Regions from separate parts of the Homo sapiens genome. Here region 1 is linked to region 2. A link is an interaction called in ENCODE POLR2A ChIA-PET data of the cell type or tissue named here. Cell type or tissue: PC-9. All regions are shown on one strand. Each heading gives the region's core, and the rest is flanking DNA. Links, peaks and the distances in the headings are about the cores only. Region 1 overlaps APOBEC3H (apolipoprotein B mRNA editing enzyme catalytic subunit 3H). Region 2 holds the start of LOC105373032 (a long non-coding RNA gene).

Evidence for each region. ChIA-PET counts read pairs that join two places held together with the same protein. Peaks named below come from ENCODE experiments on the same cell type or tissue, not always from the same donor. Only the 100,000 strongest peaks of a DNase experiment are listed, where the experiment ranks them.
Region 1: POLR2A ChIA-PET joins it to region 2 with 24 read pairs; 4 of 35 experiments call an interaction of 5 or more read pairs at or near these places.

Annotation. Positions count from the first base shown.
Region 1 is chr22:39,103,005-39,115,324 of GRCh38, reverse strand. APOBEC3H (apolipoprotein B mRNA editing enzyme catalytic subunit 3H) reads right to left here. Exons shown (of 5, transcript NM_181773.5): 5 at 11,258-11,636. The coding sequence ends at 11,628. Among named protein-coding and RNA genes, the nearest start is that of APOBEC3H, 12 kb to the right of the region's middle. RefSeq lists an enhancer at 383-1,357. In PC-9, for the core only: no CTCF peak of the experiment used is centred there; no DNase peak of the experiment used is centred there; H3K27ac peaks cover 4 bases.
Region 2 is chr22:38,877,125-38,889,444 of GRCh38, reverse strand. LOC105373032 (a long non-coding RNA gene) reads right to left here and starts at 3,158. Exons shown (of 3, transcript XR_938256.2): 1 at 2,438-3,158. In PC-9, for the core only: no CTCF peak of the experiment used is centred there; DNase peaks (open chromatin) are centred at 6,152 and 6,874; H3K27ac peaks cover 506 bases.

The sequences.
Region 1 (12,320 bases), core at 4,913-7,412, 230 kb before region 2:
TTTTGTGGGGGAGATTTGCATCTGTAGAAAATCTGCATTGCTGCAGCCTGGTTTTCTCCCAGGCCCTCCCTTGTCCAGATCTAGGAAAGAGGAACTGAGATTCTGACACCCTAAAACTCTGAAAGAAACATTTACCATCTTTTTCCTCCGAGGACTGCTATCTGTGAGGTTTCATCTACATAACAAGACCACCTTTGCCAGCCAGGCCTCCTCTTCTCCCTTTCCCATAGCCTGTTTTGCCAGGATCCAAGCCCCAAATCTTTCTGTAACCTCAAGATGGTATATGAACTGCTACAGCTCTTTGTGGGGTTGGAGTGCTCCCTCTGTCATTCTCTCTCATGGACATGTTAATAAATTAGTATGCCTTTTCTCCTATTCATCTACTTTGTGTGGGCTAAGCTCTGATCTTTTCAGCTTGTGCAAATTCCTATCTAAGGGGTCTGAAGAGTCATGCCCTACTGTTATACCCGAGCGAGTTAGAGAAAACGCCACACTTTGAGACGAATTAAGAGTCCTTTATTTAAGCCGGTGGCCAAAGAGACAGCTAACGCTCAAAATTCTCTCGGCCCCGAGGAAGGGGCTTGATTTACTTTTATAGCTTGGTTTAGGAAGGGGAGGGGAGCTCAAATGCAATAATTCTACAGAAGTAAAAACACGCAAGAATCAAAAAACAAATGGTTACAGAGAAATAAACAATTTAAAAGACAAATGGTTACAAAAAAAGCAACGGAACCAGGTGCGGGGCTCTAAATCCTTCATAAGAGTTAGATATGGATGCTATGCCGGACACAGACTCAAGGCTTTATGTTGTTATCTTTTTGAGCAAAATCCTGGGAACTTCATACATTGTTTGTTCTAGTACCTTATCAGTTCATTGAGCTCCTTTGAAATGCTGAGGATCAGCTTACACAGGTTAACTCCTTGACGAAGGGGGTCGGGTAAGGAGCCCTTAACGTCTTGTAAATCAAGGGGCCAGATGGAGTTCGTCGGCTTTCCCCGCTAAGGGAGAGTCTATTCATATGGGAAACAAGGCTAGGTAATTAAGGAGACAAAAAGGGAACATTTAAAAATAGGGTTAGTAAAAACAAGGTTAAAATAAGGTTAGTAAAAAACAAAGTTAGGCATTACACTACAAACCATAAATTCTGGGAAGTGCTGGGAATATAGGTGTGAGCCACTACATCTGGCTTCTTAACCATTTTTAAGTGTACAGTTCAGTGGGTTTTTTTTTTTTTTTTTTGAAGATAGGGTCTCACTGTGTCATGCAGTGGTGCGATCTCGGCTCAATGCAACCTCCACCTCCTAGGTCCACCAATCCTTCCACTTCAGCTTCCCATGTAGCTCAGATGACAGGCATGCGCCACCATGCCCGGCTTTTTTTTTTTTTTTTTTTCTATTTTTGGTAGAGACAAGTTTCACCATGTTGCCCAGGCTTGTCTTGAACTCCTGAGCTCAAGCGATTCGCCCTCCTCAGGGAGGCTGGGATTACAGGCATGAGCCACCTCATCTGGCCCAGTGTTGTTAACTATACTTACATTGTTTGGTGACAGATCTCTGGAGCTTTTTCATCTTGCAAAACTGAAACTCTATACTCATTGAATGACAACTCTCAGTTTCCCCCTCCCCTAGCCCCAGATAGCCCTTGTTCTACATTCTGTTTCCTTGAGTTTGACTGTTGTAGATATCTCAAGGAGGTGGGATCATGCAGTATTAGTCTTTTTGTGACTGGCTTATTTCACCTGCTATAGTGTCCTCCAGGTTTACCTATTTTGTAGTGCATGACAGAATCTCCTTTTTCAAGGCTGAATAATATTCTACTATGTGTATATACCACCTACTTTGTAGCATATGACAGAATCTTCTAATATTCTACTGTTTGTATATACCACATTTTCTTTTTTATTTGGCTTTATTTCTACTTTATTTGGCCGGGCGTGGTGGCTCATGCCTGTAATCCCAGCACTTTGGGAGGCCGAGGCGGGCGGATCACGAGGTCAGGAGATTGAGACTATCCTGGCTAACATGGTGAAACCCCGTCTCTACTAAAAATACAAAAAATTAGCCAGGCGTGGTGGCAAGTGCCTGTAGTCCAAGCTACTCGGGAGGCTGAGGCAGGAGAATCACTTGAACCCAGGAGGCGTAGGTTGCAGTGAGCCGAGATCGTGCCACTGTACTCCAGCCTGGGCGACAGAGCGGGACTCCATCTCAAAACAACAAAAACAAAAACAAAACAAAAAACACTTTATTTTATTTTTTAAACTTTTATTATAGGTACAGGGGTATATTTTAAAACTTTTATTATAAACATATTATAGGTATGACAGAATCTCCTTTTTCAAGGCTGAATAATATTCTACTATGTGTACATACCACCTACTTTGTAGCACATGATAGAATCTCCTAATATTCTACTGTTTGTATATACTGCATTTTCTTTTCAAAAATACTTTATTTTTTAAACTTTGATTATAGGTACAGGGGGACAACGAATGGTTTGTTACATGGGTGATGAGGACTACACTGTGATTTTTTTGTTTTGCTCAAATTCCTATCTAAGGGATCTGAGGAGTCATGCCCTACAAATCATAAATTCTCACTAGATGGGTTTTATTTAACCCTACATATCGTGACTCACTTTCCAACCTGACTCTGGCATAGCATTACGAGACAAGGAAGAAAATAAAAATATTTTATCTTAAAACATGTTTCTTTGCCATATCTTGAAATGGCCCTGCAAAGCTGTCCTTTGTGGGGGAAAATTTGCAACTGTAAAGAATCTCTATTAATGTAGCTAGATCCAGGCCCTCCCAATCCTAAACAGATTAACTAGGAGTCTAGCACCTTTAAAAAATCTGAATAGGGCCAGGCGTGGTGGCTCACACCTGTAATCCCAGCACTTTGGGAGGCCGAGGTGGGTGGATCACGAAGTCAGGAGTTTGAGACCGGCTTGGCCCACATAAAGAAATCCCGTCTCTACTAAAAATACAAAAAATTAGCCGGGCATGGTGGTGGGTGCCTGTAATCCCAGCTACTCGGGAGGCTGAGAGGCAGGAGAATTGCTTGTACCCAGGAGGCGGAGGTTGCAGTAAGCCGAGATCATACCATTGCACTCCAGCCTGGCGACAGTGCGAGACTCCATCTCAAAAAAAAATCTGAATAGGAAACATTTGTCATCTATTATCTCTAAAGGCAGCCACTATAAGACTTCAAAAGAACCTTGGTCTCTGCAGTCTTTTTTTTTTCCTTTGGAGTGGGGGATTACAGGCACCTACCATCACACCTGGCTAATTTTTGTATTTTTAATAGAGACGGGATTTCACTATGTTGGCCAGGGTGGTCTCAAACTCCTGACCTCAGGTGATCCACCTGCCTCAGCCTCCCAAAGTGCTGGGATTACAGGCGTGAGCCACTGCACCTGGCTGGTCTCCACAATGTTTTAACCTGAACATTTCTTTTCTATGATCCTAGTGATCCCAGGTCTTTAGACAGCTCAGCTGCTGTAACCAAGCGAGTTATAGAGAAATGCCACACTTTGAGACAAATTAAGGAGTCCTTTATTAGCCGGCGACCGAGAGGCAGCTAATGCTCAAAATTCTTTCAGCCCTGAGGAAGGGGCTAGTTTTGTTTTTATACCATGGTCTAAATAGGGGAGGGGGAAGTTTAGCTGAGGCAATTGTTACAGAAGCAGAACTGGCAAAAAGTTAAAAAAATTAATTGGTTACAAATGCAGTTACAAAAAATAAACAGTTCCAGGTGCAGGGGCCTAAACTATCACGAAGAGATAAATGCAGGGGTTTTGGGTGCCATCCACCACGCGCGTCCCCAGGAGCTGCTAGTGCAGCTTGCCTCAGTATCTTCTCAGTAGGTGCATTCCTGGACGTGCTGTGAGTCGGTTTACACTAGTTATGCCTTAAGGGAGGCTGCAAGTGAAGAAACTAAAATGGAGTCTGTCCGGCTCTCTCTCTGCTAGGAGAGAGTTACTCAGGTTAAACAAGGTAGGGTATCACAAGCAAATCGTCAACTAGTGTTGTAGGAATCAAAGGACCAAAGAGACCAAATGGGTGAAACAGGAGGATTTTATTAAAGTGTGCACCGGCTCAGCAGATTCGCATCCGAAAGGCTGAGCCCTGAACAAAGACGGGGCTTGACTTTTATACATACAACTGAGGGGGTTGGCCATCTAGTTGCACAAAGCTTACAAGGCAGGCAAGCGGACTTACAGAGGCAGAACAAAGGCAGTTAATCATACAGTGACAGGTTTTGCAACCTGAGGAAAAAACAGGAACTTACCAAACTAAGGCAGGATTTACAGCTGGTACATGTCTTACCTGAGCATGTCTGATGACCTTGTTATGTTACACAGAGGAGAAACAGGAATCCGTAAAACTTTGTAAAGTAACCTTGAGTTTCACTAAGGAAGGGTTACTAAGAGGGGAGTGGGGAGCTGGGATAGGAGAAGAACCTGTTTTCTCGTCCTTGCCCATAACTGGGAGGGGAGGGGGCTCTGGAGCACATCCTTTGAGGGCTCTGGTTTTGCAGATAGTTATCAAATCTTTGCCAGAGCTCTGCTGCCTATCACCAGGTCTTGGAGTGGGTCAGCCTAGCAAGAGGAAACTTGTTTTTCTCTTTTAACCCCTGCTTCACCAGAAAATGTTTAAATTTATCATAGCCTGGAAGCCCTCCTACCTTTGAGTTGTCCCGCCTTTCTGGACCAATCTAATGTATTTCTTTCTTTCTTTCTTTCTTTCTTTTGAGACGGGGTCTTGGTCTGTCACCCAGGCTGGAGTGCAGTGGCACGATCTCGGCTCACTGCAAGCTCTGCCTCCCGGGTTCACGCCATTCTCCTGCCTCAGCCTCCCAAGTAGCTGAGACTACAGGCGCCCGCCACCATGCCCGGCTAATTTTTTATATTGTTAGTAGAGACAGGGTTTCACTGTGTTAGCCAGGATCATCTCGATCTCCTGACCTTGTGATCCACCCGCCTCAGCCCTCCAGAGTGCTGGGATTACAGGCGTGAGCCACCGCGTCCAGCCCAATGTATTTCTCAAATGTATTTGATTGATGTCTCATTCCTTCCCGAAATGCATAAAACCAATCTGCGCCCTGACCACTCTGGGCGCATGTTCTCAGGACCTCCTGAGGGCTGTGTCATGGGCCATGGTCACTCATATTATGCTCAGAATAAATCTCTTCAAATATTTTACAGAGTTTTACTCTTTTTATCGACAATGAACTTGTGACATGGGGGTTTTTGTACAGATTAATTCATCACCCAGGTATTAAGCTCGGTACAGATAAAAGAAAAACTTCAGCTGAATTAAATTTAAAAGAGTTTTTTAATTTTAATTTTTATTTTTTTTAGAGACTGAGTCTCACTCCATCCCCCATGCTGGAGTGCAATGGGTCAATCTCGGCTCACTGCAACCTCTACCTTCTGGGTTCAAGCGATTCTCCTGCCTCAGCCCCCCTAGTAGCTGGGATTACAGGCGCCTGCCACCATGCCCTGCCAATTTTTGTATTTTTAGTGGAGATGGGGTTTCGCCACGTTGGCCATGCTGGTCTCGAACTCCTGACCTCAGGTGATCTGCCCACCTCGGCCTCCCGAAGTGCTGGGATTACAGGTGCCTGGCCCAAATTTAAAGGAGTTTAATTGGACAATGAACAATTTGCGAATCGGTCAGCCCACAGAATCACAGCAGATTCACAGAGACTGAGTGCAGATACGTGGTGGAAAAAGATTTATAGACAGAAAAGGGGAAATGACATACAGAAATCGGCAGCGAGGTACAGAAACAGACGGATTGCTTACAGGTTAGCGTTTACTTTATTTGAACACAGTTTGAACACAGCAGTCTATGAGTGATTGAAGTATGGCTGCTAGGATTGGCCCAGCCTCAGTTATTGTTACAGGTGCATACTCCTAAATGAGGTTTTAAATGTTGTCTGACTGTTAAGCTAGGTTACAGTTCATCCACAAGGACTCAAATATAGAAGTATGGAGTCCTTCTCAGGCCATATTTAGTTTGCTATAACAATCCCCCTCCTCTTTTTTTTTCTTTTTTTTTTTGAGATGGAGTCTCACTCTGTCGCCCAGGCTGGAATGTAACAGTGCGATCTCAGCTCACTGCAACCTCCGCCTCCTGGGTTCAAGTGATTCTCCTGCCTCAGCCTCCCGAGTAGCTGGGACTACAGGTGCGTACCACCAGGCCCAGCTAACTTTTTGTATTTTTAGTAGAGAAGGGGTTTCACCGTGTTAGTCAGGATGGTCTTGATCTCCTGACCTCATGATCTGCCTGCTCAGCCTCGCAAAGTGCTGAGATTACAGGTGTAAGGCACCACTCCTGGCCAGTTTCCCCCTTTTGATAATTTTCTCAATTTGAGAGACTGATGAAAACATTAGTCATTGATGTCACTGTTACCATCATAAATGTGCTTATTTGGTCTTGAAACCCACTGGGAAACAGTAGAACAGTAGGTTTTGTGAGGAGGGAACAAGAACTGAGTAGACGGTACCCCTTTATGCTGGGATGTTCTGTTTACAGGAGAAAAACAAAACCTGGTGTGTTCTAGGATCTATGTTTCGTTAAAGTCTTAGTTTGATTATGTCACATTTAGCACGAGTGACTCCATTTTGTTTGGTTTGGTCTGTTGAGGCCTAGTGTATGAGCTCAGTCCAAAATAATGGCCGTCCTTAATTTTGTTTTAAAAATTCCCCCTTTTTGGCCAGGTTCTCACTTAAGTGAGAGTGTGACCAAAACTTAGGGCCTTATCACCACTCTGTTATCATTTTGGGTTGTGGGTCTCAGCATGTCATTCATAGGTCATGGTGACCTCATGGTCACACATTTCTTTTAGCTTTTGTCATTCCAGTTGAAGAGAGACCATTTGATGTTTTAGAGCTGGCTGTGTACAAACATTAAAAACCTTTGAGAGAATACAGCACATCAGGGAGACTATTATGACTATCGGGAGGATAACACCAAGAATTTGGAGTACCCAGGGTCCCCATACACCAAACCTTAAAATTAAATAGAAAATGAGCTGGATGAAGAGTCTACTCTTCATCTTGACTAAGTAGTCTTTTCATTAATCTACTACAACTGAATTTGTGTAACCTACATTTGATGTATTTCTCCACAGGCCACAAGTGTCAACAGCAGCCCAGGTACTTTTCTGTTTCGTGAATTCTATTGTTCAGCATAACTTTCACAAGAGAATTTAAAGTCTGCTGTATAATGCTACCCTTTAAAGTAGACTCTGCTGGCCGGGCATGGTGGCTCATTCCTGTAATCCCAGCACTTTGGGAGGCCGAGGCGGGAGGATCACTTGAGGTCGGGAGTTTGAGAACAGCCTGGCCAACATGGTGAAACCCTGTCTCTACTAAAAATACAAATACTAGCTGGGCATGGTGGCACGTGCCTGTAATCCCAGCTACTGGGGAGGCTGAGGCAGGAGAATCGCTTGAACCCGGGAGGCGGAGGTTCTAGCGAGCCAAGGTCACGCCACTGCACTCCAGCCTGGGTGACAGAGCGAGACTCCATCTTAAAAACAAACAAAAAAAGGGTCAGCTGTGGTGGCTCATGCTGTAATCCCAGCACTTTGGGAGGCCGAGGCGGGCGGATCACTTGAGGTCAGGAGTTCGAGACCAGCTTGGCCAACAAGGTGAAACCCCATCTCTACTAAAAATACAGAAATTAGCTGGGCATGGTGGTGGGCGCCTGTGATTCCAGCTACATAGGAGGCTGAGGCAGGAGAATTGCTTGAATCCAGGAGGCAGAGGTTGCAGTGAGCCGAGATCGTGTCACTGCACTCCAGCCTGGGTGACAGAGGGAGACTCTGTTACCCCCCCCACCCAAAAAAAAGTAGAATCTGCTATAGAGTCTATTGTGAGGGATACATACTAAGTATTGCCACTTTTATTCTAAACTATGGAAAAAGGACCTAACAAATGATGTCCTTCTAGAAGAGTAAAGGCAGTGTTTTCTTTAACTCGTGATGTGGGTTAAGAGACATGAATGAATGTTCTGTTTCTGACTTATTATGAGGCAACATATGTACCATTAAAGTTTTTCACCTACACTGGGCCTTTATCTTTTATCTATTAAAGTATAAGGTTATTCATATATAAGGCTGGCTGCAAACTCCTTTACAAATAAAAGTATACCCCATAAGTGCACATAATAGACCCCTTTTCCACTTCTATTGTTCATAGAGGCATAAATAAGAAAAAATATTCAAGGATAAGAGTCTCACGATAATAGAAAAACCTTTTTTTATTTTTTTGAGATGGAGTCTCACTCTGTTGCCCAGGCTGGAGTGCAGTGGCGCGATCTCGGTTCACTGCAACCTCCGCCTCCCAGACTCAAGCAATTCTCCTGCCTCAGCCTTCTGAGTAGCTGGGATTACAGGCTTGCACCACCACCATGCCTGGCTAATTTTTTATACTGTTAGTAGAGAAGAGGTTTCACCATGTTGGCCAGGCTGGTCTCGAACTCCTGACCTCAAGTGATCCTCCCACCTCAAATTGTTGGGATTACAGGCGTGAGCCCCCACGCCCAGCCTAGAGAAGTCTTGATCTGTGATCTTGGGAAAAGCTGTTCACATTAAGGATGCCATCTTCTTCTGGGGAGTGACATCTCTGGTTAGTTTTACTTTAAGGGTTCTGGTGGGTGAACAGTTCCAAGAATGTGGAGGGTCGCTTCTCAGTTGTGAGATTATGAACCCAAAGTTCAAGGTTCCAAAGTTTTGCTGCAATGTGGATGGCAAGGACAGTCTTTCTCTGATGTTCAGAAGATCCATTCTTCGGGTTCTGGATTGTGAAAGGGTTGTCCTCAGTGAACCACACAAAGCTTTCTTTATCTGGTGAAAATACACTGTAGCACAATAATCTACTGCTACATTAGCCCTCTTGCATGGGAAAGCTTTTATACAACCAAAAAAAAAGCACTGAAAATGACAATTGAATGAAATCCCTTTATAAATGTTTAAATGGCCCATCACGCAGCCAAATGTACCTGAAGCTTTGATTGTCTTCCCAAGAATATGCAACCAAACATTGATTTTAAACTATTTCCTTGGCCGGTCGCAGTGGCTCACGCTTGTAATCCCAGCACTTTGGGAGGCCTAGGCAGATGGATCACCTGAGGTCAGGAGTTCAAGATCAGCCTGGCCAACCTGGTGAAACCCCGTCTCTACTAAAAATACAAAAATTAGCTGAGCGTGGTGTCAGGCACCTGTAATCCCAGGTACTCGGGAGGCTGAGGCAGGAGAATCGCTTGAACCCGGGGGGTGGAGGTTGCAGTGAGCTGAGATTGCGCCATTGCACTCCAGCCTGGGCCACAAGAGTGAAACTCCATCTCAAAAATAAATAAATAAATAAAAATAAACTATTTCCTCAATTTGTAAGTCCACATATTCAATTTGGATTATTTTATCTTTTCCATGATGAGTCATGGAATATAGAACCTTTAATAACAAAAGTTTTTAGGACTCAGGAAGGACAAGGCGGCCGTCCTGGTTCTCCATGAGTCCATGCTTAACACTGGACTTATGTCCTCTTGAATACCAGCTGCTTCTCCAATCTAGGTGCATAGCAGTGATAACTAATGGGTTATCATAGGTAATTTGATTTAGACCATAAAGTTCATTCAAATTGTATATCTAAACAATTTTAATATTGGCCGATTTAGCATGATAATCTGGCAAAGTTTTTTGGTATTTCATGAATTTTTGTTTTACTTGTGTTAGCAGTTTTATAAACCAGTCAGTTGTTTTCTTTTCTTATTGAAGCAACAGGAATTCTTACCCAGTCCAATTCTTGGGGAATTGTGGAATTCATGGGAAATTCTTACTTATGATGTGATCTTTCAAAATTTATTTATTTTTACATGATATGATTTTAAAGTTACTAGAAACCTGTATTCAAAGGTGCTTTTCAGAGTCCTTTTATGAACCTTTTAAAAGATACCATATTCTAGGATTTTGCATGCTTCTGAAGTTTTCAGAAACTGCATCAGCCTTAAGCAATTAACTGTGGAAATGACTATAAATAATTATAATTTTTATTTATTTTATTTTATTTTGAGATAGAGTCTCGCTCTGTCACCCAGGCTGGAGTGCAGTGGTGTGATCTCAGCTCACTGCAACCTCTGCCTCCCAGGTTCAAGCAATTCTCCTGCCTCAGCCTCCTGAGGAGCTGGGATTACACGTGTCCACCACCACACCCGGCTAATTTTTTTGTATTTTTAGTAGAGCGGGGTTTCACCATGTTCGCCATGCTGGTCTCGAACTCCTGACCTTGTGATCTGCCCACCTCAGCCTCCCAAAGTGCTGGGATTACAGGCGTGAGCCACTGCACTTGGCTGTTTTTTGCTTTTTTCAATCAATTTTGTGGGCACCTCTGCTCCATAGAGTTTGACCTTATTTATTTGAACACAGATACTGAGAAAGGACAGAGGTTACCTGGACTACAAAATAATGCAGCGATTCTAGACTCAACAGAGACTCCTTCAATAGAGCATTGTTGTTGTTGTTTGTTTTTTTATTTTTATTTTTTTGGTGCTGTAGAATAAAATCCTTTGTACTTTTCTTTTTTCTTTTTTTTTTTTTTTTTTTGAGATGGAGTTTTGCTCTTGTTACCCAGGCTGGAGTGCAATGGCGCTATCTCAGCTCACTGCAACCTCCATCTCCCAGGTTCAAGCGATTCTCCGGCCTCAGCCTCCCGAGTAGCTGGGATGACAGGCATGCGCCACCACGCCAGGCTAATTTTGTATTTTTAGTAGAGACGGGATTTCTCCACATTGGTCAGGCTGGTCTCAAACTCCCAACCTCAGGTGATCCACCTGCCTCAGCCTCCCAAAATGCTGGTATTACAGCATTTTGGTGAGCCACCGTGCCTGGCCTTTTTTCTTATTTTTTTTTGAGATGGAGTCTCATTCTCTTGCCCAGGCTGGAGTGCAGTGGCGTGATCTCGGCTCACTGCAACCCCCACCTCCTAGGTTCAAGTGATTCTCCTGCCTCAGCCTCCCAAGTAGCTGGGATTACACGCGCGTGCCACCATGCCTGGCTATTTTTTATATTTTTAGTAGAGACAGGTTTTCGCGATGTTGGTCAGGCTGGTCTCAAACTCCTGACCTCAGGTGATCCACCCACCTCGGCCTCTCAAAGTGCTGGGATTATAGGCATGAGCCACCGCACCTGGCCTTAACTCAGTATCTTAGTCCATATGTCCTATAACAAAATACCACAGACTGGGTGATTCATAAACAATAGAAATTTATTGGCCGAGCATCTCAGCCTCCCAAAGTGCTAGGATTACAGGCGTGAGCCACCGTACCCGGCTGGATTTACAGACTTTATCTTTATTTTTTCAATTATAAAATTATTCACCCACTTAGAACAGAAAGCAATATGGAAAAAGGAGGAAAGGAAGGTCTTCTGTACTTGGATGGGGCCAGGTTGGGGCAAGGAACTGGCACTGTGGAGCTTAGTGCTTGCTTACAGGACCAGCAGGCTATGAGGCAACTGACATGCCCCAGGGAAAGTCATCTTGAGTTGCTTCTTGATAATGAGTGGGATACGGGTCCAAGCTGCAAACTTCTTAAGTCATTCTCTAAAACATCCACACTTCAGGACTGCTGAGAGGGAAAGAGAGAAGTTAGGAGGTACCAACTGGTGGGACACCACAGGGAGGAAGGGAGGGAGAGGTGAGGATGAGATCATTAGGAAGAGAAAAGAACTGGCACCAGAAGGGCCCAGAAGGCCTGGAGAAAAACACGGAGGTGACAAGAGCATCTTAGAAAAGGGAGATTGTCTGTTTACTCTGTTGATAGTTTCTTTTGCTGTGCTCCATTTAATTAGATCCCAATTGTCAATTTCTGTTTTGGTTGCATCTGCTTTTCAGAATTTAATCATAAATTCTTTGCATAGACCAGTGTCCAGTAGAGTATTTCATATTTCCCGGGTTTTCTTCTAAGATTTTTATAGTTTGAGGTCTTACATTTAAGTCTTTAATTCATCTTGGGTTATTATTATTTTTTTAAGCAAAGCCTCACTCTGTTGCCCAGGCTGGAGTGCAGTGGCACGATCTCAGCTCACTACAGCCTTCACCTCCCTGAACTCATGCAATCTCCCATTCACCCTCCCGAATGGCTGGGACCACGGGCACATGCCACCATGCCTGGCTGATTTTTGTATTTTTTGTAGAGATGGGGATTTGCCATGTTGCCCAGGCTGGTCTTTGAACTCCTGGGCTCAAGTGATCCACCCGCCTTGGCCTCCTGAAGTGCTGGGATTACAGGCATGAGTCCTCATGCTCAGCA
Region 2 (12,320 bases), core at 5,821-8,320:
AGGCCGAGGTGGGTGGATCACGAGGTCATGAGATCGAGATCATCCTGGCTAACACGGTGAAACCGCATCTCCACTAAAAATACAAAAAATTAGCCGGGTGTGGTGGCAGGTGCCTGTAGTCCCAGCTACTCCGGAGGCTGAGGCAGGAGAATGGCGTGAACCCGGGAGGCAGAGCTTGCAGTGAGCCAAGATCGCGCCACTGCACTCCAGCCTGGGCGACAGAGCAAAACTTCATCTCAAAAAAAAAAAAAGCAAGCACTCAATAAATGTTTCTACTTTCCTCTTTCTTAAAATTTACAGTCAGCTCCACCATTGATTATTTGGATTGAATGATAGGATATATTTTACTGGCTTCTTTTTTGCCATTGTTACTATATGTTGTTTCGTTTTTTCCCAGTTTTATTGAGAAAACTGGTAGTATAATTGACAAAAAAATGAACATATTAAAGGTATACAACACGATGATTTGATATATGACACACTGATACGTGTATACATGGTGAAATGATTATCATAACCAAGCAAATTAACATATCCATCACCTCACATAGTTACCTGTATGTGTGTGTGTGCTTTAGATTCCACATATAAGTGAGACATACAGTATTTCTTTGTGTGTCTGGCTTATTTCTCTTAGCATTGTGTTCTGTGGGTTCATCCATGTTGTCACAAATGGCAAGATTTCCTTTTTTATGGCTGAATAATATTCCAATGTGTATATATTTCCCATTTTCTTTAGCCATTCATCTGTCAGTGGACATTTATGTTGCTCCCATATCTTGGCTATTGTGAATAATGCTGCAATGAACATGATGGAGCAGATTTCTCTTTAAGATACTGACTTCATTTTATCTGGCTATACATCCAGAAGTGGGATTCTTGGATGAAATGGTAGCACTATTCTTAATTGTTTGAGGAAACTTCATACTGTTACCTATAATGGCTGTACCAATTTATACTCCCACCAACAGTGTCCAGGGTTCCCTTGTCTTCCTCCACATCTTAGCCAACACTTGATATCTCCGTCTTTTTCAAAAGAACCATTCTAACAGGTGTGAGTTGCTAGCTCATGTAGTGTTGATTTGCAATTGCCTGATGATTAGTGATGCTGAGCACATTTTCATATACTTGCTGTGTTCTTTGGAAAAAATGTCTATTATTATTTCTTTGCTCATTTTAAAATCAGGTTATTTATTTTTTGGCTATTGACTTGTATGAGTTCCTTATATATTTTGGATGTTAGCCCCTTATCAGATATATGATTTGCAAATATTTTCTCCTATTTCATAAGTTATCTTTTCATTTTACTGATTGTTTGCTGTGCAGAAGCTTTTTAGCTTGATGTAATCCTACTTGTTTATTTTACTTTTGTTGCCTATGCTTTTGGTGTCCTACACAAAAAATCATTACCAACACCAATGTCAAGGAGCTTTTTCCCTTTGTTTTCTTCTAAGAGTTTTACAGTTTCAGTTCTTACATTTAAGTCTTTAATCAATTTTGAGTTAATTTTTGTGTGTGGTGTATGATACGGGTCCAATTTCATTGTTTTCCATGTGGATATCCAGTTTTCCCAACACATTTATTGAAGAGACTACTCTTCCCCCATTGTGTATTCTTGGCACCTTTGTAAAAGATTAGTTAACAGTATAAGCATGGGTTGATTTCAGGGCTCTCTATTCTGTTTCATTTGTCTATGTGTCTTTTTATACCAGTACCATGCTGCTTTGATTACTGTTGTTTTGTGATGTAGTTTGAAAGCAGGAGTGTGATGCCTCCAGCTTTGTTATTCTTTCTCAAGATTGCTTGGGTATTCAAGGCCTTTTTTGATTCCATGCAAATTTTAGGATTTTTCTTTTATATTTCTGTGAAGAATTCTATTGGATTTTTTTCTTTTTTCCTGTATGTATGTATGTATGTATTTATGTATTTATTTATTTTTGCCTGAGGCCTCCACTTAAAGAGGAGCAATTGAAATTTTGATAGAGATTGCATTGAATCTATAGATTGCTTTGGGTAGTATGGACATTTTAACAATATTAATTCAGGCCAGGCATGGTGGCTCATGCCTGTAATCCCAGCACTTTTGGAGGCTGAGACTGGCAGATCACCTGAGGTCAGGAGTTCGAGACCAGCCTGGCCAACATGGTGAAACCCCATCTCTACTAAAAATACAAAAATTAGCCAGGCATGGTGGCAGGCACCTGTAATCCCAGCTACTCAGGAGGCTGAGGCAGGAGAATCGCTTGAACCCTGGAGGCGGAGTTTGCAGCAAGCTGAGTTGGCATAGGCGACAGAGCAAAACTCTGTCAAAAAAAAAAAATTTGCTGAGTAATGAACCAAAATGACATCACCAGAATGTATTGCTCCCCTGTCCCCCAAATACTCCCCACCACCGTCATTCTCAGTCTTCTAATAGTTGGTTATCTTAAGTGCTTACCTTTTATACCCATTGAATTGTCAACAAATAGCTGCCAATCTCAGGCCTTTCTGGATGCCTAAAATCCAGCAGCATCTATAACATGGATTTTACTGAAAGAGGAACAGTGTTCACAAACTTCTAGGTGAATATAATCGCGCCACTGCACTCCAGCCTGGCGACAGAGTGAGACTCCATCTCAAAAAAAAAAAAAAAGAAAAAAAAAGGATTGAGTGAATTAACAAATGAAGAACACATAGAATTATGCCCAGTACATAGTAGGCCTTCCATACACATCAGCTATTAATACTGTGACATTCCAGGGCCTTTAGACATTTTTATATCTTATGAGGCAAAGAAACAAAAAACCCAATCAGTTCTGTAGAAAATACCTCGTTGATGTAGTTACCAGATTTCCATGAACAGAGGGAAGAATTCGGTAGTGATATGACTCAAACCCAAGGTTGTGGACGAAGGCAGTCCCAAGGGCTCTGAGACTACCCACACAGAAGGTCTTGAGATAAGCATCTATAAATAGGAATCGGAATGGCCCATCAGGGTCACAGAGAAGAATCCTGAATCATTACACAACATCAAACTGCTGAGTAGAGACCCTCAAAAATGGTTTGAAATGACTGAATTATTCCCTTAGTGAGTAAGTAGTTTTTACCCCCAGGAAGACTTGAATTACGTACAGAAATGTAAAAAGAACAAAATCCTAATTATTTATGTATTTACTTATTTGAGATGGAGTCTCGCTCTGTTGCTGAGACTGGAGTGCAGTGGTGCAATCTTGGCTCACTGCAACCTCCGCCTCCCAGGTTCAAGTGATTCTCCTGCCTCGGCCTCCCAGGTAGCTGGGATTACAGGTATGCGCCACCACACCTGGCTAATTTTTGTATTTTTAGTAGAGATGGGGTTTCACCATGTTGGCCAGGCTGGTCTCGAACTCCTGACCTCAGGTGATCCACCCACCTTGGCGTCTCAAGTGCTGGAATTACAGGCGTGAGCCACCGCGCCTGGCCATCTTTTATATTAAGGTGTTTTTTCTATTTTATATTCTTATAATATTTAAGAGAACTCAGTCTATTAAAATAATAGATTGCCTCAAGATTACAATTTTAAATGTGTAACTGAGTAAATGATCTGGACTTGGGATTTGCTCTTTTACACGTAGTACTGGAACAGCCAGTCAGACTTCAAGCTCATATTTATATGCTAAATGCATTCAATTTATAAGAATTGCTTCAGCACTTAAGAAGGTTTGTCAGCCAATTATACTTAGGAAGTTAAGCAAATATATTATATGTGATGAATAATGCAATATGAAAAGTTTAAAGGAGTTTAAGTTCGTAAATGAGACCAAAATTAATCAGAGCCTTCTTAGAAGTGATTGCTAAATTTGCTAGATCTATAATTAAAATAATAAGTTATTTAAGCTGAAATTAAAAGTGTAAGGACAAACTAGGTTTTTCCTTTTATTTATAACTTTAATAAATTGAATATTAATTTTTAAAACTTAAGAAAACCCCTGGATAATCTTTTCTGCACATAAAATCTGCCTTTCAGGGCATCCAAAAATTCACATTAATGTGCATATGAGGTTGAGGTTATTTGAGACAGTCCTGTTACCTCTTATTTCTGTTCATGTGGGGTCAAGAATAGGACAAGTTCGGGCCGGGCACGGTGGCTCACGCCTGTAATCCCAGCACTTTGGGAGGCCCAGGCAGGCAGATCACGAGGTTGGGAAATTGAGACCATCCTGGCTAACATGGTGAAATGCTGTCTCTACTAAAATACAAAAAATTAGCCAGGCGTGTTGGTGTGCACCTGTAGTCCCAGCTACTCGGGAGGCTGAGGCAGGGGAATCGCTTGAACCTGGGAGGCAGAGATTGCAGTAAGCCAAGATCACTCCACTGCACTCCAGCCTGGCAACAGAGCGACACTCTGTCAAAAATAAAAATAAAAAAGAATAGGACAAGTTCTCAGTAGGCCCCTGGACTAACCACCCAGCACCCTTAAATTCACACAGGAACTGGCTTTTGATCATAACTCTTCCAATTCTGCACACCATTCAGCAGCTGCGGTTCACACAGGACCCTGGGAACAGAGAATCCCCAGCCCAAATGGGGTTGAGGTTGTGGCTCACAATGTCCCCCAGAGGGATGTCCTATCTCCATGTGAGAGTCACTGGGGCTCCAACCTGTCCCAGAGTCTGAGGCTGGAGTGCAGCAGGGTTCCCCCATGGCTCAGAACATGATTATCAGGATGTGGTTCCCTTAGGCGGCATCTTTATTGGCACCCCCAACAGGTGACGCCCGCCCTGGACAGCCGGACCTCCCAGGTGGATGACAGACCTCCTTGCCTCTCCAGGTGGCGGGGGATACATCACAAATCGGAGTCATACACACAACACTAGAGAAACGGAAGAAAGATGATGCATTTTGGTGGTGACAAAGGTGGGAGCAATCTCCCAGAGCTAGGGACTCCCGAAATTGGGTTGGGTTCTAAACTAACTACATAATCAGACTGATGCGTTCTTCTGTTGGCTGGCTCTGCCTCACCACGAACTCCACACCCCTGGAAAATCCCTCCCAGGATTGTCTGGGAGGTCCAGGTGTGTCCCTGGGCACAAGATCTGGGGTGCTTAGCTGGGCCCAGCACTTTCTCGGGGCTTCTCTGCTGGGTGTGTGCTTTGGAGGCAGAACTCAATGAACCCACCAGAAGGCTCCTTTCTCATTTAACCTCTCAAAGTTTCTCTCCTAAAACAATCCCAGAACTGCTGTGTTACGACAGGAACAGGAACCTCACAGCCGATCTCCTATCAGCAAGCTTTTGATATTGTCAATCCCCTTAAGGGGCCCCCTCAAGACCCCAGGGAAGGGGATGAGGAGGAAAAGGCAAAGGTGAGGGGACACATAGTGGGGGGTCCTCCTCCTCCCGCCAGGGCGGAAGGCCCCAGGTGACTCTGGTCCCCGCTGTGAGCAGGGATAGGGCACCGCACCGGGGCCCAAATGCTGGGGAGGGCAGGCGGTCAGCAGCACGGGTCAATGGCCAGCCTTCTCCAGCCATATGCCAGCCCTCTGCTCCAGGGCAGGAGTCCACACAGCTCAGCAGAACTGGCAGAATGGGGCTGGGTGCGGTGGCTCATGCCTGTAATCCCAGCACTTTGGGTGGCCGAGGTGGGTCGATCACCTGAGGTCAGGAGTTCGAGACCGGTCTGGCCAACATGGCAAAACCACATCTCTACTAAAAATACAAAAATTAGCCAGGCATGGTGGCAGGCATCTGTAATCCCAGCTACTCAGGAGGCTGAGGGAGGAGAATTGCTTGAACCCAGGAGGTGGAGTTGCAGTGAGAGCCATTGCACTCCAGCCTGGGCGACAGGAGCAAAACGCAAAAAGAAAAGAAGAAAGAACGAAAGAACAAAGGAAGAAAGGAAGGAAGGGAGGGAGGGAGGGAGGGAGGGAAAGAAAAGGAAAGGAAAGGAAAGAAAAGAAAAGAAAAGAAAAGAAAAGAAAAGAAAAGAAAAGAAAAGAAAAGAAAAAAGAAAAGAGAAAAGAAAAGAAAACTGGCAGAATGGAACCCAAGAGAGGACCAGCCTCCCAGCACCCCCTTGTCAGGGTGCCCTAACTTTCCTTAAAGTGAAAAAGATTCTGGAGAAACTAGCATTCCCCCTAAACCACTAAAATGTAGTTGGAAGAAAAAAAACAAAACAAAAAACATGCTGCCCAGCAAAACAGGAAGAGCAGGAAGAGAACAAGTTTGCACAGAGCTGAGAGATGAAAGACATCACGCCAGAGCTTTGCATCTCTTCTCATCTGCTTCGCATTCACTGGAAAGAGGTGTCCGGACGAGGGGCCTGTGGGAGCCAGAAGTGCCCCTGGATTTTATCTGCAATTGCTCAGGTGTCAGTTTTCCCACCGTGGCCTTGACCACCCCTTGTCAGTCCCGCAGACCTTGCTGGGGCGCCCCTGGCCTGACAAGCCAGACTGTTGTGGAAGAAAGGAACAAACGCTCTTCTTTAAATCATTGTATTTCCAAGTGTCTTTGTAGAGAAGCCCTAATTAACTAGCAGACCAGAGGGGAATGGCTCCCTCCGTCTTGGGCACCCATCTGTGAGATGGTGCCCAGGCTTGGAGTTTCCAGGGAGTTTCCAGCTCTTTCCATTTTAATGTACAGCCTGTTGCCTCTCTGAATATACATCGGGGAGGCTGCGCTGCAGCAGATTGGAAATGCATCTGCCTCTTGGCCCTCGGAACCTCACCCAGGGCTCAGCCTCTGCATCCAGCTTGCTGTGCCAGGCCCCTTCGCCTCTGCAGTGAGTTGTCACTGGGGGCCTCCTCCCTGTACTTGGATCAAGGCCCAGGCTCTCCTCCATGGCCTGCAGGGCCCTGCCTCCCTCGCTGACCTCACTCTCTCTGTCCACTCGGCTCCAGCCCCGCTGGCTTCCTTCTGTCCCTCAGATATGCCAGGTGTGTCCCTGCCTCAGGGCCTTTTGCTAGGAAACCTCCTCTCCCAGATCTATACAGCTGCCTCCTTTTCCTGGTGTGGGTCTCATCTCAGATGTGGCTGCTCTACAGGCCTGCCCCAGCCACCATGCTGAGCACCCCACCCATGCGCCCTGTTCCTCTCCACTGTGCATTCCTATTCAGCCTCTTCACAACACATATCTGACTTGAAATCATCTTGCCTTGTGTGTTTGTTGTCTGTCTGCTGCCCCCATAAGAATCCAAGACTCTCAAGGGCAGGGACTCTGTCTGTCTTGTTCTCTGCTGTGTCCCCAGCTCCTAGAATAGTACAAGCATATGATTGAAGCCCAGTAAATATTACTTGACTGTCTACCTAGTGTCAGGCCCTGTCCAGGGAACAAGCAGCACAGGGGGCCATGCCCTCAGGGAGCTCATGCTTTGCAGGGAGGTGGCAAGTCACCAGGAAGAACTCTCCTGTGTTCTTGATGCTCTATAAACACCAAAATGGGGCAAAGGAAGGCTGGCCAGTTCTACCTGGCAGGGCCAGATATGGCTTCATACAGGAGACCCCAGAACTGAGTTTTGAAAGATGCATAGGTGCATCCCAGGTGAAGGTACAAAGGTGTGGAAAAGCGGGGACCACCCGGGAACAGCAGGTGGTTCAAAGAGACCCAACGAAGAAGGTGTGCAGGTTGAGGGTACAGGGTGTAGGGACATGGGGAAGAGTTGCTCTGCCACGAGAAAGAGCTCAGGCTTCCTCTAGAGACAGCAACAGCCACTAAGAGGTTTTTTCACTGTTGATATTTTGGCTCCTTCAATGTTGAAACATCTTAAACAGAGGAATGACTTGGTCAGAACTGCACTTCCAAATAATCCCTTTGCCAAAATTGGCGTTTCCCGTGTCCCTTGCCCAATCATGACCGTATTCGGGCATATTTCCAACGACTCTGCTGCCCTCTTTCTAAAAATAGCGAGCCTGTCTTCGGAGGCACAGAATTTCACAGTGCAGTGTTTCAGAAGGAACTCTACACGTCTCTATTCTCTACATGTTCAGGGGCTCACACTGTCCCCTGAACTCCTGTATTTGGCTTCTTTGTCCACAGCTTCCTAGGTCAAATAGCATCATGTGGCTGGACTCGTTGGGCAGCAGGAAGAGATAAGGGAAGGGCATTAAATGGAAGAAGAAAAGTTTCATTCACCTCTGAGTCTTCCACATTTGGATAGAAACTCAGTATCCTCAATAGTAAAATGGAATAACAACAGCATCTACCTCGTAGGATCCTTTTGAGATCAAATTATTAATACCTTTTCTCTAATCAGGTAGAGATAGAAAAGAAGAAAAAATAAATAAATAAATTATTAATACTGTATGTAAAGCTCTCAGAAGAGTCCTTGAAACATAATGAGTTTTTTTTTTTTTCTTTTTGAGACAGTTTCACTCTTGCTGCCCAGGCTGGAGTGCAATGGCGCGGTCTCGGCTCACTGCAACCTCCACCTCCCAGGTTCAAGAGATTCTCCTACCTCAGCCTCCTGAATAGCTGGGATTATAGGTGCCCACCACCATACCTGGCTAATTTTTTTTTTTTTTTTTTTTTAAGTAGAGACGAGGTTTCACCATGTTGGCCAGACTGGTCTCGAACTCCTGACCTCAAGTGATCCTCCTGCCTCGGCCTCCCAAAGTGGTGGGATTATAGGTATGAACCCTATAAGGAGTTCTGTACAACGTGTTAGCTGTTGTTATTTTTGGTCAATACAGCTTCAATTTCTAGAATTGGTCCAATATACTTTCAGTGGAAGAAAAACATATAAGTGTATACGTTGTGTGCGTGTGTGTGTGGGGGGGTTGTGTGTGATGTTCATCTCTCTTGAGGTATAAACTGGCTCAGAGCATATATAAACGTACACTTCCACCACTGCAGACTTGCTGTGTGCCCAACACAGTTGCAGATGCTGATATATATCATATGTTGTTATCCTCATGAGAATTCTACAAGCTAGGAATGATTATCTCCATTTTACAGATGAACACTGAGGCTCAAAGAGGTTGATGATGAAAAGTTGCACCGCTGAAATTCATCCGTGTGCACATCCATCTCTTCAAGCATCTCAGTTCCTCCAGGGCAGAAATCCCATCTTTTCTACTTTGCATTCCCAGAGCCCATTGCAGAGAGGGGGAGAGAGATGCAGCAAGCAGTTGCTGGACCTGAATCCCTATACATGTTATATGGTCAAAATTACTCTTAACAAGCCCTTCAATGGCACACCCAACAAATATTAATTGGAAAATATATATATATGAATTGGATACCTACTGTGTGCAGGGCCCTGTGTTAGCACTGGAGAAAAAGTGGGAACCAGATGGGCAAAGTCCCTGCCACTGTGGAGCCTGGCGTCTAGTGAGGAAGTCAGGCATTAAATAAATGGTCATATTAAACAAACCATTCCTATAACGCCAGATAGTGTTAAGGACCAGGGGAAAAAATAGACATTGTAACCAAAAAGTGTCTGAGACAGGCCTCGATCAATTGAGAAGCTTATATTGCCAAGGTCAAGGACATGTCCGGAAGATAGTGAATTCGGGTCCTGAGTTTTTATTTTTCTTTCTCATCTATGGGGAGAGAGGGTGGTGGGTAGGAGTTGGGGCTCCTTTACATAAGGTCATCAGAGGAAATCTTTTTGAAGAGGTAACATCTGAGCAGAGATTGAAAGAACTGAAGAAGCCACCGTGCCACCCCTGGGAGAAGATGGGACTGTTCTAGGTAGAGGGAACAGCAAGGATCAAGGGCCTGGGGTGGGAGCAGCTTGGAGTTTGCAGAGCCTATAAAGTACCATACTCAGCTGCTGTGTCTCATCCCTCCGCAGTAACATCTGTTCCCTGCTCGGATCCCCAGGGGTCCCTGTTCTATGTCCCCCCAAGCCCACCCATGTGCCTTTCCTCCAGCAGCCAGCATCTATAGCTCTCCTTCCAAAGGCCATCCCCAGGGTACTGAAGCCACTTTGCAGACAGAGGCAGAAAGCAGCACGTGTCTGGGGGATCAACATTCCCCCCACCTAATACCCTTGCCCTGCAGCCTGTAACCAGGGTCTGGTGGGTGGGGGAAAATATTGAGGAATAACTTACTCTCCAGATCCCTTGAGGCGTGAGGCTGGGGCCACTCACTGCAGGACTTTAGCTCGACACCTTACTCTCTGCTTGCTTCCTTCCCTTTCCTATCTTGCTTCACTCATTCCCTTAGCAATCTCCCCTGGGAGCACTTCCTTAATAAGTCACTTACATGTGACTAAGACAATCACATAAGGGGTTGAGTTGCAGCAGTGTGCAGTGTATAGTGATAAAGACATCTGCAGAAAATCATTTTACATTTTCTAAATGATGGAGACAAGTGCAGAGTTGACTCTGTGTTGAGTTAAATGTCCAGATGATGCCACACCCTCCACATTCTAACTCACACCCCAGCCCTCCAGGACCTCAAATCAGGGACAGAATGAAGGCCTGTGGCCTGTGGTCCCAAGCTCAAGGCACTGACTTCTGGCATCAGGGAGGGGATAGTCCATTCTGGAAAGTGGACTTGGATAGATCTTCAATGGGATTGGAGCTAAAGTACTCTTTCCCAATTCTGACACTGTCCACAGCCTTAAGAGACTCTGTGCCTCAACCATGCCAGGCTGACAGTCGAAGCCTGGGACAAAGCTACCTCCTCCCATCCCTGAGTCCCTCCTTGCCCCAGGTGCAGACAAACTCTGTTTGGCAAAGGCCTCACTCCCCATCCCTGCAAAGCCCAGTTCAGCACCTTCATTCCTTGATTTGTCCCACAGATATTTATGAGGCACCCACATGTGTCTGATGCTAGGGACATGGAGGCATAGCCCATGAGTCCCAACCACACCCAACTGGTAGAAGTCACAAAGGTAAGATGCCCAGAATTCTGCAGGTGCCTTTGTGAAAGGAGTGTCTGGCCCCAGGGATCCCATCAGCTTTAAGCATGAGCTGTGTCCCAACTAGGGACCCTTGAGGTAAATTATTACAATAATAGCTCTGCGTTCCCTTTTCAGTGTGACCCTGCCACTCCTCCCATCCAGGCATGGAGTCTCTTTCCCTGTTCCTGAATCTGGACTGGCCTGATATATTAGTTTGCTATGCTCTATCACTGATTGCTTAAAGCAATACCCCTTTATCATTTCAGTTTCTGTGGGTCAGAAGTCCAGGCACAGCTTAACTGAAGTCTCTGCTCAGGGTCTCACAGGCTGCAATCCAGGTGTCAGCTGGCGCCACATCCCCATCTGAAAACTCAGAGTTCTCCTCCAAGCTCAGTGGCTAGTCACAGAATTCAGATCCTTGTGATTGTAGGACTGAGGTCCTCAGCTCCTGGAAACCACCCACCACCGTTCCTGCCACATGGCCCTCTCCACAACATGGCATCTTGCCTCTTCAAGGTCAACAGGAGCGCAATTCCACTGCTTCCAACCTTTCCTCTTGGGAGAGGCTTGGATTGTCTTTCAAAGAGCTCGCCTGATTAGGTCAGACCAAGATAAACTCCCTTTTGAATAAGTCAAAGTCAACTTAAAGGACCTTAATTATGTCTACAAAACCTTGTTTGTTTGTTTTTGAGACAGAGTGTTGCTCTGTTGCCCAGGCTGGAGTGCAGTGGCACAATCTTGGCTCACTGCAACCTCCGTCTCCCAGGTTCAAGTGATTCTCCTGCCTCAGCTTCCCCAGTAGCTGGGATTACAGGTGTCCACTACCACGCCCAGTTAATTTTTGTATTTTTAGTAGAGATGGGGTTTCATCATATCGGCCAGGCTGGTCTCAAACTCCCGACCTCAGGTGATCTACCCACCTCGGCCTCCCAAAGTGCTGGAATTACAGGCAGGAACCACCACACCCGGCCTGTTTTTTCAATATAACCTAATCATGGGAGCAAAATCCCAACACGTTCCTTAGGTCCCTCTCATGCTCAAAGGGAGGGGATTATACAGGACATGTACACTGGGTTGGGGGAGGCAGGAACCTTAGTGGCCTTGAAATCTGCTCACCATACCTTGTGACTTGCTTTGACCAACAGAATGCAGAGGGAGCAATGTTGTGTAAGTTCCAAGGCAAGACCTTAAGAAGCTTTGTGTGTCTCTCACCTTCTTGTGTGACTCCTGGAACCACATAAGCAAGCTTGAAGTAGACTATGAATGATGAGAGACCACGAGGAGAGAGAGGCCCAGCCAGCATCCAGTACTATGACTCCAGATGTACACATCAAGCCTTGGCCTTGTCTCTGACCGTGGCCACACCAGTTACCCTATACAAGAGCAGGAAAGAGAACCATCCAAAGTGCCCGTCAAACACAGAATCATGAGAGATAATAGATTCTTGTGTTTTAAGCTACTAAATTTTTGTTTGCTGTACTACAGGTTTTTTTGGTGAAAGGAAGGTAAGTCTC